2 separate regions of the Homo sapiens genome follow, and region 1 is linked to region 2. The links are chromatin contacts, found by Hi-C or POLR2A ChIA-PET in ENCODE. All regions are on one chromosome and are shown on one strand. Each heading gives the region's core, a stretch centred on a gene start or an enhancer-like site at or near the end of the contact. The rest is flanking DNA. Distances are from core to core; before and after follow the strand shown.

Region 1 (7,283 bases), core at 1,575-4,074, 41 kb before region 2:
CAGAAAAGAACTGCAAACCGAATAAGGCAAAGAAAGGCTCAGAAACCTACACTACCACTCAATACCGGTCAAAGCATTTATCCTCAGTCCTACCATAGGCATTATTTCCGAGGATTACAAAGCAAAAACTTCTGTCTTAATGCCCAAGAAACTGAGTTGCTGGTTGAACTGTTGTCCCAGAGAAACAATCATCTCTCTCAGCTTAATGAAGGATGAAGGCACACAAACTGCATCCACTCACACAATTTACAAAAAAAAGAGATTAGAAAGTCAATTTAGACTATCTCCACTGCCACACTGCCCCTCCCACCACCAAAAAACAAAAAAGTGGCTGGGCGCAGTGGCTCACACCTGTAATCCCAGCACTGTGGGAGGCCGAGGTGGGCAGGTTACAAGGTCAGGAGATCGAGGCCAGCCTGGCCAACATGGTGAAACCCTGTCTCTACTAAAGATACAAAAATTAGCCGGACGTGGTGGCATGTGTCTGTAGACCCAGCTACTCTGGAGGCTGAGGCAGGAGAATCACTTGAACCCACGAGGTAGAGGTTGCACTGAGCCGAGATCAGACCACTGCACTCCAGCCTGAGTGACAGAACAAGACTCTGTCTCAAAAAAAAAAAGAAAAAGAAAAAGAAAAAAAGCACACTCATGAGAGATTTCTTTTTTAAAATATTTGTGTCAACTGCCCCAACATCCTTTAGTAATCAATTCCAATGTTGAACAATGATTTATAATGAAGTGTTTTTCATATAGTTTAAACATATAGAGGGAAATGACAAAGTCACCTAAATCTTGTCTTCAAGGGTAGAACATTTTTTTGAAACTGTAAACCAAATCTCAGTGGTTTGATGCCAGGACGTAGAAGTCATCTGACTTCGTCACCCAGAGATGAGCAGGTCTTTTGTTAAACACTGAAAAAATGAAAATGCAAAAAATGCAGAGGCCATTTCTTTTACAGCCCCAGTCCTGCTGGGTTCACCAACGTGAAACCTAGCAGGTTTCCAAGAGCGCCATCCTGCCCTGATTCTATCACCTAAAAATTCCCCTAAATCAAACTTGAGTTTTCGATGAAAATCTTCCACCATAGATCACCATGAAGCAAGCTCTTTTCTGTACCTAGAATCAGTACACATGACTGGACCCCAGATCTCTGTACTAGATGTCTGACCCCAGGAGGTCAAATCTCACCCGAGGAGTACACGTACAGATAGAAAATCTAACACAATGCAACCTCAACTAAAGGAAGCAGTTCTAAGATTTTTTTTTTTAAAGATCAAGTGTAAGACTCAATTAAGAAACCTATTTGCAGCCGGGCACGGTGGCTCACGCCTGTAATCCCAGCACTTTGGGAGGCCGAGGCAGGTGGATCAACTGAGGCTGGGAGTTAGAGACCAGCCTGACCAACATGGAAAAACCCTGTCTCTACTAAAAATACAAAATTAGCCGGGTGTGGTGGCTTATGTCTGTAATCCCAGCTACTCGGGAGGCTGAGGCAGGAGAATCGCTTGAACCTGGAAGGTGGAGATTGAGGTGAGCCAAGATTGCGCCATTGCACTCCAGTCTGGGCAACGAGTGAAACTCCGTCTCAAAAAAAAAAGAAAAGAAAAGAAAACTATTTGCACACAAGAGAATTTTTTTTTTTTGAAACAGAGTTTTGCTCTTGTTGCCTAGGCTGGAGTGCAATGAGGCAATCTTGGCTCACTGCAAACTCCACCTCCTGGGTTCAAGCGATTCTCCTGCCTCAGGGTCAGCCTCCCAAGTAGCTGGGATTACAGCCATGCACCACCATGCCCAGCTAATTTTGTATTTTTAGTAGAGACGGTTTCACCATGTTGGTCAGGCTGGTCTTAAACTCCTGACCTCAGGTGATCCACCTGCCTCGGCCTCCCAAAGTGCTGGAATTACAGGCGTGAGCCACCACACCCGGCCAAGAATTATTTATCCCCTTTTTTTTAATATTAGCAAGCCTCAGGTCAGCATGTTCTTGGCAAATGTTTATTTTAAAAGACCACTGCCTGAACAAATTGCTCCAAAGCCTACTTCATCATTTACATAACTTCAGTACTTTTCCAGAACACAGGCCCTTTGAAATGTGTAAAAAGTGTTTCGAGTGGCTCCTCTTCCCATGCCTGAGTGTTACTAAGGATTGCTTCACAGCTTTTTCTGGCAGGATGTGAGAAACGCTCTATACACAAAATCCCAGCAACGGTGATTCACTCACAGCCAGGCTTACCTAAGGAAAAGACCCCTCTGAACTCTCCGACACTCACATCCTGGGGCCGAAACCATGATATAAACAGCCTCTGGAGCTTGACCGAAGCTCCCTGAACGCACACACAGTCCCTCTTTTAACGTGTAAGTGCACGGTGGCCGGGGCTCGCCAACAAGCACGGTGTAGACGGGGAGCAAGGACTGGCCGGGCTGCGCAGGAGGCCCGCCGGCTGGACCCGGCCGATAATGGAGCACGAGCCGCCCACCCTCCCTCAAGAAGGCCAGTGAAGAAGCACATAGGTCAGGCGCCGAGCCCCGGGAGGCAGAAATGGGCCCGGAAACCGGGGAGGGACTCGCTGCGGATGCCCAGGACGCTGGGGCCGGGAGTTTGAGCGCCGGGGGGCCGGGCTGCAGCCGCGAGGGCTGCACTCTCATCCCGGCCGCCCCTCTCACCTCCTGCGCTGGCGGTCCCGGTTCCTGCCGAGGCGGTCGGACAGGCGTCCCAGGAGCGCGGCCAGCCCTGGGCGGCCAGGCAGGAGGCCCAGCAGTCGCCTCCAGAACACGGGTCCCGCCGCAGCTGCCGCCGCCACCGCCATGGAGACTCGCCGCTTCCGCTTCCGCTCCCGGCGGGCGCGAACTTTATTGACAAAGGCGAGCGCGGACACGGCTCAGGCGCGCAGGCGCGGAACCCCTGGCTCGGGGAGGGCGGCGCTGCACCGCCCCCAAGCCTCAGTTTCCCCTCTGGGGGACACAGGCGAGGAACAGTGGTCGCGCCGCAGGAGGGGGTCGGAAGCCGGCCCGTTAAATCCGTAAGGGCGCCAGGTGGCCTGCATTCCTGCAGTCACTCGTCACAGGTCGCGGAGGAAAGGATGCGGCGCAGGGGCTCTAGCACCGTCACGCTTGGCTCCAACTCACCAGCTGTCAAAAAAGCTTTTGTTTGTTTGTTTTGAGACAGAGTCTCGGTCTGTGTCCCAGGCTGGAGTGCAGTGGCGCGATCTTGGCGCATTGCAGCCTCGACCTCCCGGCCTCAGGGGATCCTCTCAAAGTGCTGGGACCACTCCCAAAGTGCTGGGACCACCAAAGTGCGTGTGCCACCATGCCCGGCTAATTCTTTACTTTTTTGTCGAGATGGGGGTCTCACTACGTTGCCCAGGCCGGTCTCGAGCTCCTGGGCTCAAGAGATCATCCAGCCTCAGCCTCCCAAAGTGTTGCCATTACAGACATGAGCCACCGAGCCTGACCACTGGCTGTCAAGATTGACTCCTCGGCCGGCGCAGTGGCTCACGCCTGTAATCCCTGCACTCTGGGAGGCAGAGGCGGGTGGATCACCTGAAGTCAGGAGTTCGAGACCAGCCTGGCCAACCTGATGAAACCCCGTCTCTACTAAAAATGCAAAAAATTAGCTGGGCGCAGTGGCCCATGCCTGTAATCCCAAACTACTCAGGAGGCTGAGGCAGGATAATCGCTTGAACCCAGGAGGTGGAGGTTGCAGTGAGCCAAGATCGAACCACTGTACTCCAGCCTGGGCAACAAGAGCAAAACTCCGTCAAAAAAAAAAAAAAAAAAAAAAAAAAAGGACTTCTCACTGATAAGTGAGGGAATTACTGTTTGAGGCTCTAATTGATAGGGTGTTCTTTAGACTTGTACAACACCCCTAAGGTGTTAAACTTGAACAAAGTCTGTTCTTGTACAAAGTCTTGTAACCTGGTTAACGCTGACTCACTAAGGTGCACAGAACCACGGAAAATCCCCACCAGACTGAGAGAGGAATCATTTTTCACCCTGTTAGCCCCAGAGGCTGCAGCTCCATGGCACAGAACAGCCTAAGCAAATCTGTGTGAGATGAACAGTCTTCCACCCTCCTGATATGCCCAAGTACACAGATATCACTGGCCCCTGGCAACACACAGTTCTATGCCCAAAAAGCTGACGGAGCACATCCTCATACACCAAGAACACTTTTTTTTTTTTTTTTTTTTTGAGGCAGGGTTTCACTCTTGTCACCCAGGCTGGAGTGCAATGGCGCAATCTTGGCTCACTGCAACCTCTGCCTCCTGGGATCAAGAGATTTTCCTGTCTCAGCCTCCGGAATAGCTGGGATTACAGGCGTGCGCCACCACGCCTGGCTAATTTTTGTATTTTTAGTAGAGACAGGGTTTCACCGTGTTGGCCAGGCTGGTCTCAAACTCCTGACCTCAAGTGATCCACCCAACTCGGCCTTCCAAAGTGCTGGGATTACAGGCGTGAGCCACCGCGCCCGGCCCAAGAACACTTTTTGCAGCTAATTTTAAAATGGAAAACTTTGTGGCATTCTGAAAGGCAGGAGAGGTGATCTCTGATCTGTAATATGCAGCTCCCTGGCTGACCCACATAGGCTGGGACCTGGAAACTGGAAAAGCTGTAGGACATAATCATAGTCTGCCGTGTTGTGAGGTTAAAATGATATGGACACGTGGGCCGGGCGCAGTGGCTCACACCTGTAATCCCAGCACTTTGGGAGGCCGAGGCGGGCGGATCATCTGAGGTCGGGAGTTCGAGACCAGCCTCACCAACATGGAGAAACCCTGTCTCTACTAAAAATACAAAATTAGACGGGCATGGTGGCACATGCCTGTAATCCTAGCTACTCAGGAAGGCTGAGGCAGGAGAATCGCTTGAACCCGGGAGGCGGAGGTTGCAGTGAGTCGAGATCGCGCCATTGCACTCCAGCCTGGGCAACAAGAGCGAAACTCAGTCTCAAAAAAAAAAGATATGGACACACTGAAAAAAACACTCCAAAGTCCACTTCCACAGATTATGCAGGGAAATCAACTACACATTCCCACAAGAATGTTCATCTCAGCCTTGTTCATGATATCGGAAGTGTGGAAGCAAATCTTCAGGGTAGGGGGGTTGGTTAAATAATGATACATCGGTATGTTGGAAGACCACACAATCATAAAAATAACATGTTCTGGAAGAATATTTAATGACATTAAGTGTAAAAGCCAAATTACCAAGGAGTAGCGTAGAGACCATCTCATTTCATTAAAGGAGAGGAAGAAAGAGGAAATGCGTGTATGTACACAGAAAGACTGAAAGTAAATACCCCCAAATGTTAATGTTGGTTATTTGGTGCCATTAAGGAGTTTCCAAATTGTTGACAATCAACAAGTATTTCAGATTGGCTTAAAGTTTTCTTTTGCGTTTAGATAGCTTTACTAATACTACATGGAATTTGATTCAACCCTTCCAAGTTAGAAATGGTGAATCATCAAATTTCCTAACTTCCAGTAACTAGAATGAGGCCATCCATTGCATGGTTCCACTTTTGCACTGTTCCTGGCCCACGGTTGTTGCAGAGTAAACACTTGCTGTATGGCTACACCGTCATGCTCAGCGGTGAGCGCCACATGGGCTATGGGAGCCTGGTTATCATCCTAGAAGGAGCTGGCAGCTTTTCTGCATGGGTGCTTTGCTGTGCGAGGTACTGAGACAAACAGCCATGGTACAGGCTCACTGGGAATTCCCAACCTTAAAGAAATGCTAGCAACAGACAGCAATATTGATAGCATGGTAAGTCACACTAATAAGTATTTACCCTAAGGATAACATCAAGGAATGACCCAGTCCCTTCTGAAACCACACATCGAGAGCCTCTGGCCTTCATGGCTAGTTTAAAACAGACAGAGCTATCACCAGAGTGAGGCAACCACGACTTTGCTGGGGACACATACATTTTGAGGTTGCAAAAATGTTAAATAATGGTTTTCAGAGATTGTGCAATTTTTAAATGATTCCATTTACAGGATGACAGCACATGCATTGTTCGTGTCAGGAGGTCTCATCTGGGCTAGTTACTGAAAACAAGTAGAGGAGATAAGACCCTCCCAGACAACAAAGGTGACCCAGAGAGCCTGCCTGGGAGCACTCAGGGTGTCCCAAAGCTGCGTGGCCGGCTCTCAATCTGGGTCAGACACTACTGCTGTGGATGGGGTTTCTGGATGCCCATCTCAATGACTGCGGGCGAGAAGACATCTGTCCTCTGAGTCCCCCTCGCCCTCCTGCCCTCACCCACTGCCTTCTCGTTAGTCGCACTCGCTCCTTCCCAGACAGGAGGTGCCAGGGTTAGAAAGACAGGGTCGACGGGATTGACGGCAGATCCCATGTCTTCCCAAACGGAAAAGGAAACCCATTCATTGGAGGGAGAGTTGACGTCAAGGAGTGGTGGGCTGCTGCCCCTGAGAGTGGGGCAGCTCTCCCAGGCAGGAAACACCAGGAAATCCTGAGCCAACAGCCCATGCCTCACTGCCTGTGATTCACTCCCTCAACCGAAAATCACAGTAACACAAGAGGAAGGCCCCTCCTCCTCTAGCTTGCTTGCCTAGAGAGGGTCTCTCCCAAACACAGGGCTGTTAGCAAATTCCAAAGGGAGGAAGTGGCTGTCCGGCCCACCTTCTGCCTCCAGAGATGAGAAACTGTCCCGAGGGGCTGTTCAGCTGTTTGTGAGGAGCCTGTTCTTTGTTAAAAGGAATGCAGCCTGCTTGCTGGAGATGGGATGAAACTGTAACTGCCCAATGGGTTCACCTTGCCTGCTGCCCAGACAGAACTGATTTATCAAGACAGAGGCATTGCAATGGAGAAAGAGTGATTCACGCAGAGCCCACTGTGCGGGAGACCAGAGTTTTATTATTACTCAAATCAGTCTCCCCAAGCATTCGGGGATCAGAGTTTTTAAAGAGAATTTGGCTAGTAAAGGAGCTTGGGAAGTGGGGAGTGCTGATTGGTCAGGTTGGAGATGGAATCGTAGAAGGTTGAAGTGAATTTTTCTTGCTATCTTCTATTCCTGGGTGGGATGGCAGAACTGGTTGAGCCAGATAACCGGTCTGGGTGGTGTCAGCTGATCCATGAATGCAGAGTCTGCAAAATATCTCACGCACTGATCTGCGGTTTTCCAATAGTGATGTTATCCCCAGGAGCAATTTGGGGAGGTTCAGATTCTTGGAGCCAGAGGCTGCATGACCCTAAACTTTTATTTCTAATCTTATAGCTAATTTGTTAGTCCTGCAAAGGCCGACTGGACCCCAGGCAAG
Region 2 (7,633 bases), core at 934-3,433:
CCAGTCATCCTTCCTTTTTAAAGAAAGTTGACTGAGCGAGGTGGCTGTTGCCTGTAATTTCAGCACTTTGGGAGGCAGAGGTGGGAGGATCACATGAAGCCATGAGTTTGAGACCAGTCTGGCCAACATGGTGAAACCCCATCTCTACTAAAAATACAAAAATTAGCCAGGCATGGTGGGGTCCACCTGTAGTCCCAGCTACTCAGGAGGCTGAGGCATGAGAATTGCTTGAACCCAGGAGGCAGAGGTTGCAGTAAGCTGAGATCGTGCCACTGCACTCCAGCCTGGGTGACAGAGTGAGACTCCATCTCAAAAAAAAAAAAAAAAAAAGTTATCACACTAATACATTGTATTACATGTGTACTAAATATATAGCTATCCTCAAGGAAAATTAATAAAATATTGAACTCATCCCCATGCCCAGTCCAACTAACTCAGTTCACTGCCCAGAAAAATAAATATTATCCACAAGTGGCTACTAATTCTTTAATTAACTAGATAGCTGAATTGAATAGTTTTATTTATAACTTGGATTATTGCTGTAGAATACGGGTTAAAAGGTTTGGCAAGAGCTACCCAAACTTGGGATGGAAATCTGCTGAGAGGAGCCTAGTCTGCTGAGAGAGAGAGAAAGAAAGTACCATTCAAATATGAGCCCAGGGAGAGGCAGGAAACCACTTTCTCCCCAGGACTCTGTACTACAATCTTTCAGGGCGTGCTGGACAGGTGAGGGGAAACCTAAACGCGCCAATGCCCTCCTTCATGAATAAGTAACAGCCGCCCAGTGCTTTGACTCATTCGTCAATAGAGAGTTCACTTCCTGACAAAGAAGCCAGCGCCTTCACACTCACATGTAAGTGACGGAGTAATCAATTGACGATTAATTACAGAGGAAGTTACCAGGAATATAGAATTGCTCTATCAAAATTCAGCGGCTAAGGCAGTATTTTTCAGGTGTGCTTCTGTTATGGAGATCAGACCTGCAGCTGAAATAAACCAGAGTGGTGGTGTTTCCTGAAAGAATATGTCTGCTCAATCTTGGGGGGCTTCCAGTTGGGGGGGGGAGCCTGGGAAGACTGGGTCAGATCCTGGTGTCATCATCCTCCGACTAGGCTGTCATTGTGTCATCTGTAAAACGAGGATGCTGACCTCTACAGAGGGCTCTGGTGAGGTCCCTGGGTTCCTGGCCTGACACATAGTGGGGGCTCAACTGGAGATTCTTCCTTCTCCTGTCACCTGCTCACCAGCACCCCCCTCTGACTGCCCCCAAACCCACTCCTCAATTCTGGAGTTGAAAGGAACCTTACAAGGCTGGTTTCTTTTACAGATGGGTACTTTGACAGACTTGGGTAATTGGGTAAAAGTCAGAGATCTCAATTTCTTTTTTAAGAGACAGGGTCAGCTGGACATGGTGGCTCATGCTTGTAATCCCAGGAATTTGGGAGGCTGAGGCAGGTGGATCACCTGTTCAAGACCAGCCTGGCCAACATGGTGAAACCCCATCTCTACTAAAATTACAAAAATTAGCCAGGCGTGGTGGCTTGCATCTGTAGTCCCAGCCACTGGGGAGATCTGAGGCAGGAGAATTGCTTGAACCCGGGAGGCGGAAGTTGCAGTGAGCCAAGATTGAGCCACTGCACTCCAGCCTGGGCGACAGAGCAAGACTCCATCTCAAGCAAAAAAGAGACAGGGTCTCACTTTGTCACCCAGGCTGGAGTGCAATGGTGTGATCATAGCTCACTGCAGTCTCAACCTCCTGAGTTCAAGTGATCCCCCAACCTCAGCCTCTCAAGTAGCTAGAACCACAGGTGTGCACTACCACGCCTGGCTGATTTTAATTTTTTTGCAGAGACGGGGGTCTCACTATGTTGCCCAGGCTGGTCTTGAACTCCTGGCCTTAAGTGATCCTCCGGCTTCGGCCTTCTGAAGTGCTGGGATTACAGGCATGAGCCACTGCACCCACCCAGTGATCTCATTTCTGAACAGGGAAGGGGCAGAGGGCCCACACAGGGAGTAGGGTTGGGGTAGAGTGAGAAGGGAAAGGAGAAGGGGAAGGTGACTGGGAATTCTCACCCATTCTCACTTCTGCTTTGTGGGTTAGAAACACTGAGCTGCCTCATCCTCCTGTCTCTGAACTTCCTTCACAGCCCATTGGGCCATTTGCATATGTCTCGTTGAAATTCCGGATCACGGCGTCACTGCCTCCTCCCCATGGCCCCCAGAGGGTGACCGGAGCATCACTAGGAGCCAAAGAATGGGGATGAGCAGTGCGGGGTAGTGTTGACCGCCCCAACTTTCCCATGGTGACTCACTCTTATTCAATAGACAGACCATTTTCCTAGAATGTTGCAACAGGGGTATTAGGGTTTTTCCAGAGCTTTCCACTCTCGATTACCCAACCCTGAGCCCCTCGCGTGGAACTCGAGGTGATCCCCGCTAGTGAGGGCTGGACATTTGCCTCTGGCCTTGGCATCCCCTTCATCTTGAACTTTCTCAAGGGGCAGAGCCAGCCTCCCGAGATGGGTTCTGTGCACCCCGGTTGTGCCCGCAGTAGGCTCCTGGACTGTTTTTCTTTCTTAATACATATTTGTTTAATGGATGGGATGACTGGAAATTACTTATCCCTGACGAAGAAACAGGAAGGCAAACAGTTTTACATTTCTTTTTACAAAAACTGTCTTGAGTTTTACCCTGTTCGTCTTTCTTCACTTTAGATTGTGAAGTTTCCAACTCTAACTCCTAAAAATCTTAGTGGAGAGATTCTAAACCCTTCGAGGGTGAGATCAAATCTCCTTCCTCCTTTCTCTCCCCAATCCCTGGTTCATAGTTATGTACTAGGTGCTTAATAGATCTTATTGTATTGGATTATTTTAAAAGTCATTATTTTATACAAAAGATTAGCTGTGCATAGTGGTGGGCGCCTGTAATCCCAGCTATTTGGGAGGCTGAAGCAGGAGAATCACTTGAACCCAAGAGGAGGAGGTTGCAGTGAGCCTGAGATCATGCCATTACGCTCCAGCCTGAGCAACAGAGTGAGACTCCATCTCAAAAAGAAAAAAAAAAAAGTTATTATTTTAAAAGTCAGCCGCTTATAGAGTCAGGCGTGTTAGGTATCATCAATGAAGCCTGGGCTGAGTTCAGGAATCCCGAACCTGTTTGGGTGCATTTGAGCTGATTGCCTTGTCAAAAAGTTCAGTAATGGCTCTGGCAAACTATGGCTTTGCGAGAGTTGGTGGAGGGGATTATAATGGTCTTTATTCCAAGGGAAAGTCTACTGCTTGAGCAGGGCACACCGGCTGGTGCCTGTAGTTCCAGGTACTCAGGAGGCCGAGGCAGGAGGATCACTTGAGCCCAGGACTTCAAGGCTGCAGTGAGTGAGCTACGATCAAGTCAATCCACTGTAGCCTGGGTGACAGAGCCAGACCCTGTCTCTCTGTCTTTCTCTCTCTTTTTTTGGGGGGGTGGGGCGGGATGGGATCTGGCTCTGTAGCCCAGGCTGGAGTGCAGTGGCAGGATCTCGGCTCACTACAACCTCCATCTCCCGATGGCGGTCTGGCCAGATGGGGTCTGGCTTTGTCACCCAGGCTGGAGTGCAGTGGCTTCATCTCTACTCACTGCAACCTCCATCAAGTGGTTCTCCTGCCTCAGCCTCCCTAGTAGCTGGGATTACAGGCGTGAGCCACCATGCCCGACCTAAGACCCTGTGTCTTAAATTTTTTTTTAAGTCTATTGTTTGAACCCCAGGAAAGGAATTTCATTGTGGGGTCACTCTTCATACAGGATGATTCCCTGTGAGTTTATAATAGCTCAGGAAGAGATACTGGAAATTATCACATAGGTACCCTATACTTTAGGGGAAATTTCTCCAAAAAGAAATGCTGGCCAAAAAAAGAAAGCTGTAGGTTCTAAAAAGGAAAATGGTAAGGTAGACCAAAAAAAATCCACAATTCAGACAATTCAATCACAAAAGATTTCTATGAGAAAGAGGCCAGGCATGGTGGCTCATGCCTGTAATCCCAGCACTTTGGGAGGCCCAGGCGGGTGGATCACCTGAGGTCAGGAGTTCGACACCAGCCTGAGCAACCTGGAGAAACCCCGTCTCTACTAAAAATAGAAAAAATTAGCTGGGTATGGTGGTGCACGCCTGTAATCCCAGCTACTCGGGAGGCTGAGGCAGGAGAATTGCTTGAACCCAGGAGGTGGAGGCTGCAGTGAGCCGAGATCACGCCATTGCATTCTAGCCTGGGCGACAACAGTGAAACTCCGTCTCGAAAAAAAAAAAAAGAGAAAGAAAGTTGGTAGGGGTACAAAATAAAGCACTGATACCTTCTAGGGAGCTGAGCTCATATTTCAAAAGGACAGAGAAGAGGGCAGGAGGGAGGGAGGACTCTCAACCACAAGTGAAGGCAAAAGAGCCCCTTGAGCCTGATGGGAGGGGCTGGGGTGCTATTAACCCTCAGCTCCCAATAAAACCTCTAAGAAAACAAAAATGGCTTGGAAGGTTGTAGTCACGGCTACAAGGACGAGCGAAGGACAGACCCAGTCCTTAGCTGAGAAGACCGAATCGTGTCAGATGACAGAAGAGGAAAGAGAATAAAGACCACCGTTATTGAGCGCCTATGTGTACTGGTGCATCCCCAACGCCTGTCCATCCTAAAGCTCTGTCCATCTCCCAACACAGACCAGGGGCAGTTGCTTCCTTCCTACCAGGGAGCAGCTCAGAGGCTAAGACCCTGCCACTGCTTGAAGCATCTCCCAGGGGAATGCAGATCTGCCCCAGGTTCTACCTGCTCCCCTGTCAAACTCCGAGAGAAAGTAGGGTGAGGGTAGGAGGGATCTGAAATCCAGGATGGGGAGGGCGAGCTGGGAAGCTCCACATTGACTTGAAAGTGGGCTGGGCAGCAGAGTGAGACGCTGTCTGGGTAGATGCCAGCCCCGGACTCTTGCTGGCTTTCACCCTTGGCCTGAGATGAGGAGAGGGACAGAAAGATGACAAACAAGGCCACTGTGGGCCAGAAACTAGACTGGGGAAACTAGAAACTCACGACTATGTTACTCACCCACAAAACACTGCAGTGAATCACTAAACAAATTCATATATTCTTGCCCTTAGTCAACAAATATCTATGGCATGTCCGTAAGTGCAAGTTATTGTGTTATAGGTATTAGGGATGCAATCTTAAATCAGGATGGGATCTTTCCTAAGGGATCTTAGTAGCTACAAGCAGGGAGATGACAGGACATAATTAATTTTATTTTATTTATTTCATTTATTTATTTTTTTTGAGACGGAGTCTCGCTCTGTCACCCAGGCTGGAGTGCAGTAGCATGATCTCGGCTCACTGCAAGCTCCTCCTCCCAGGTTGACGCCATTCTCTTGCCTCAGCCTCCCGAGTAGCTGGGAGCTACTGGTGGCGCCTGCCACCATGCCCGGCTAATTTTTTTGTATTTTTTTTTAGTAGAGATGGGGTTTCGCCCTGTTAGCCAGGATGGTCTTGATCTCCTGACCTCGTGATCTGCCCGCCTCAGCCTCCCAAAGTGATGGGATTACAGGCGTGCTACTGCACCTGGCCAGCGACAGGACATAATTATTGTAGTGGAAAATATGCTTACCAAAAAAGCACAGATAAAAAAAAAAAGCTACAGGGATTCAAGGGAGAAATAGGTCTTGAATAGTTAGAAAAAGGCTGACTATAGCATCTGAACGTATTTCAGGGAAGGAGCCAGACATGTTCATAACAGGCATATATAACAATGCTTATAAAGACAAAAAAATGGAATCCAGTAATATGGGATCTGTTGAATAGGATATGTCCACATAATGCAATACCACCCAGCTAATAGAAACAGTTTATGTAGCTGTACATATATATATTCAATCACATGTGAAGATAGTCATGAAATATGAGTAAATGAGAAAAGCAGATAACAAAAGAGTATTTAGAGACTGATTGCATTTTTATGAGTTTTTGGTATATGTAGTTCGAGATGCTTTTAGAAATTTCCAGAAATGGCAGTCTGCAGTGGCTCACTCCTAGCACTCTGGGTGGCCGAGGCAGGTGGATCACCTGAGGTCAGGAGTTTGAGACCAACCTGGCCAACATTATGAAACCTCATCTCTACTAAAAATACAAAAATTAGCCAGGTGTATGGCACACACCTGTAGTCCCAGGTACTCGGGAGGCTGAGGCAGGAGAATCGCTTGAACCCGGGGGGCAGAGGTTGCAGTGAGCCGAGATTGCGCCACTTCACTCCAGCCTGGGCGAAAGAGCGAAACTCCATCTCAAAAAAAAAAAAAAAAAAAAAAGAAACTTCCAGAAATACATACCAAAATGTTTGAAGTGCTTATCTCTGCATAGAGGGTTTTAGAATGCTTTCAGATTCTTTTTTCCTTTATCTGTATTTTGGTATTTTCATAAAACAAATGCAGGAATATACAAATCATCATTTTTTCAAAGGTAAAAACAAAACAAAACCCTATTTGCACCTCTGGCCTAAGTAACTCCTTTTTCCTTTGACAAGATTTTCAGATCATGGAAATGCTATGGGTATAGAATACCTTGATTTCACAGAACATTCAACTTCCTGTGATAGCCTTACACAAGACAGGAAACAAAGTAGCCTAGAAAACAGTTTAATGCGGCGGTGGCAGGTAGAAAGATTCACTAAAAACAAAACAAAAGGCCGTTGATAAGTAAACCAGTGCTCATCTAGAAGTAAGTCTCCAGAGATGTGCCACAGGGCTGTGACCTAGACCATGTCCTAGTTAACGTTTTTATCAATGACTTGAATGAAGACCATGATGTGATTGGATTTGCAGATAACACTGGAGAGTAACCCCCAGAAGGATGATAGGCTAGACCCACAGGTTGAACGACTCAGATGAAATTGAACAGGATTGAAAATCGAGTCCAGCAATCAGGTTACCCAGATGTCTCAGGACTGGGGGGCCTTCGAGGAGGACAGAAAGGCAGGGAAAGGGGTCTGAGGCTCAGAGCCGTGGGAGCAGCTGATGGAACCCAGGTTATTTACAGGAGAGAGAGAAGCTATGACGAGGTTCACCAGCTAGTTGACGATCAAGTGACTGTCAGCTAGTCAGGGAGATGGCTTCCCTCACCCAGATCAAAGAACACAGGGAAATAACTTTCCAGGAGGCCGATTTCAACTCAGTACAGTGACGGAAAAGAAAAACATCATTCACCAAGAGCCCTCCAAGTACCGGATTCTCAGAGGGGCATCTTTTCCAGCCTCCAAAGAGCCTCTCCCCTGGGGTGTTCACTGCCTCATCACACAGACCAGGTGAGGAAGAGTCACTCTGAACCCCCGGGGCCGTCCACTCAAAAACACCAGACTTCGGGAGGTACCACTAGGGACGCTGGATGGGACAACCCCAGGATCCCCACCAGCTCATTGGAAGCACAGAGGAAATGGGAAGTGACCCAGCAAAGTGGTGACCCTCGTCCTGCAGGTGCCGTCAGTAGGGGTGGACCCAGCACTGGCACACAGGAGGGGGACCACATTGGACTCGTAACAGCAGCCTGATGACAACACAGAGGAGGAAGGGGATCGAGGGAAGGCCAAGGGGGAGCAGAAAGGGAACTCGAAAGAGAGAAAGAGGGCCGGGTGCGGTAAT

The links. Hi-C counts contacts between places; a loop is a spot of excess contacts on that map. ChIA-PET counts read pairs that join two places held with the same protein, here RNA polymerase II (POLR2A). Pooled maps may share reads with other maps.
Region 1: a loop to region 2 is called in a map of B cell, with 8 times the contacts of the local background. The contact joins the promoter of PGS1 here to the enhancer-like site in region 2. A Hi-C loop is called at or near these places in 16 of 168 maps with a recorded cell type or tissue (B cell, CD14-positive monocyte, CD4-positive, alpha-beta memory T cell and 12 more), 19 of 37 single-sample maps with no recorded cell type and 21 of 50 pooled maps. POLR2A ChIA-PET finds 5 or more read pairs at or near these places in 30 of 52 experiments (A549, AG04449, AG04450 and 23 more).

Annotation. Positions count from the first base shown.
Region 1 is chr17:78,374,190-78,381,472 of GRCh38, reverse strand. PGS1 (phosphatidylglycerophosphate synthase 1) reads right to left here and starts at 2,824. Exons shown (of 10, transcript NM_024419.5): 1 at 2,665-2,824. The coding sequence starts at 2,807. RefSeq lists a silencer at 2,539-2,778 and an enhancer at 1,974-2,935.
Region 2 is chr17:78,332,186-78,339,818 of GRCh38, reverse strand. The region is part of intron 1 of LOC105371912 (a long non-coding RNA gene); the gene reads right to left. Among named protein-coding and RNA genes, the nearest start is that of SOCS3, 24 kb to the left of the region's middle. RefSeq lists a silencer at 727-836. Within about 2 kb of position 2,183, at least 8 of the 41 ENCODE cell types and tissues checked have a DNase peak (open chromatin) inside an H3K27ac peak, as active enhancers do; they include B cell, CD14-positive monocyte, PC-3 and 1 more, where a contact is called at or near this core.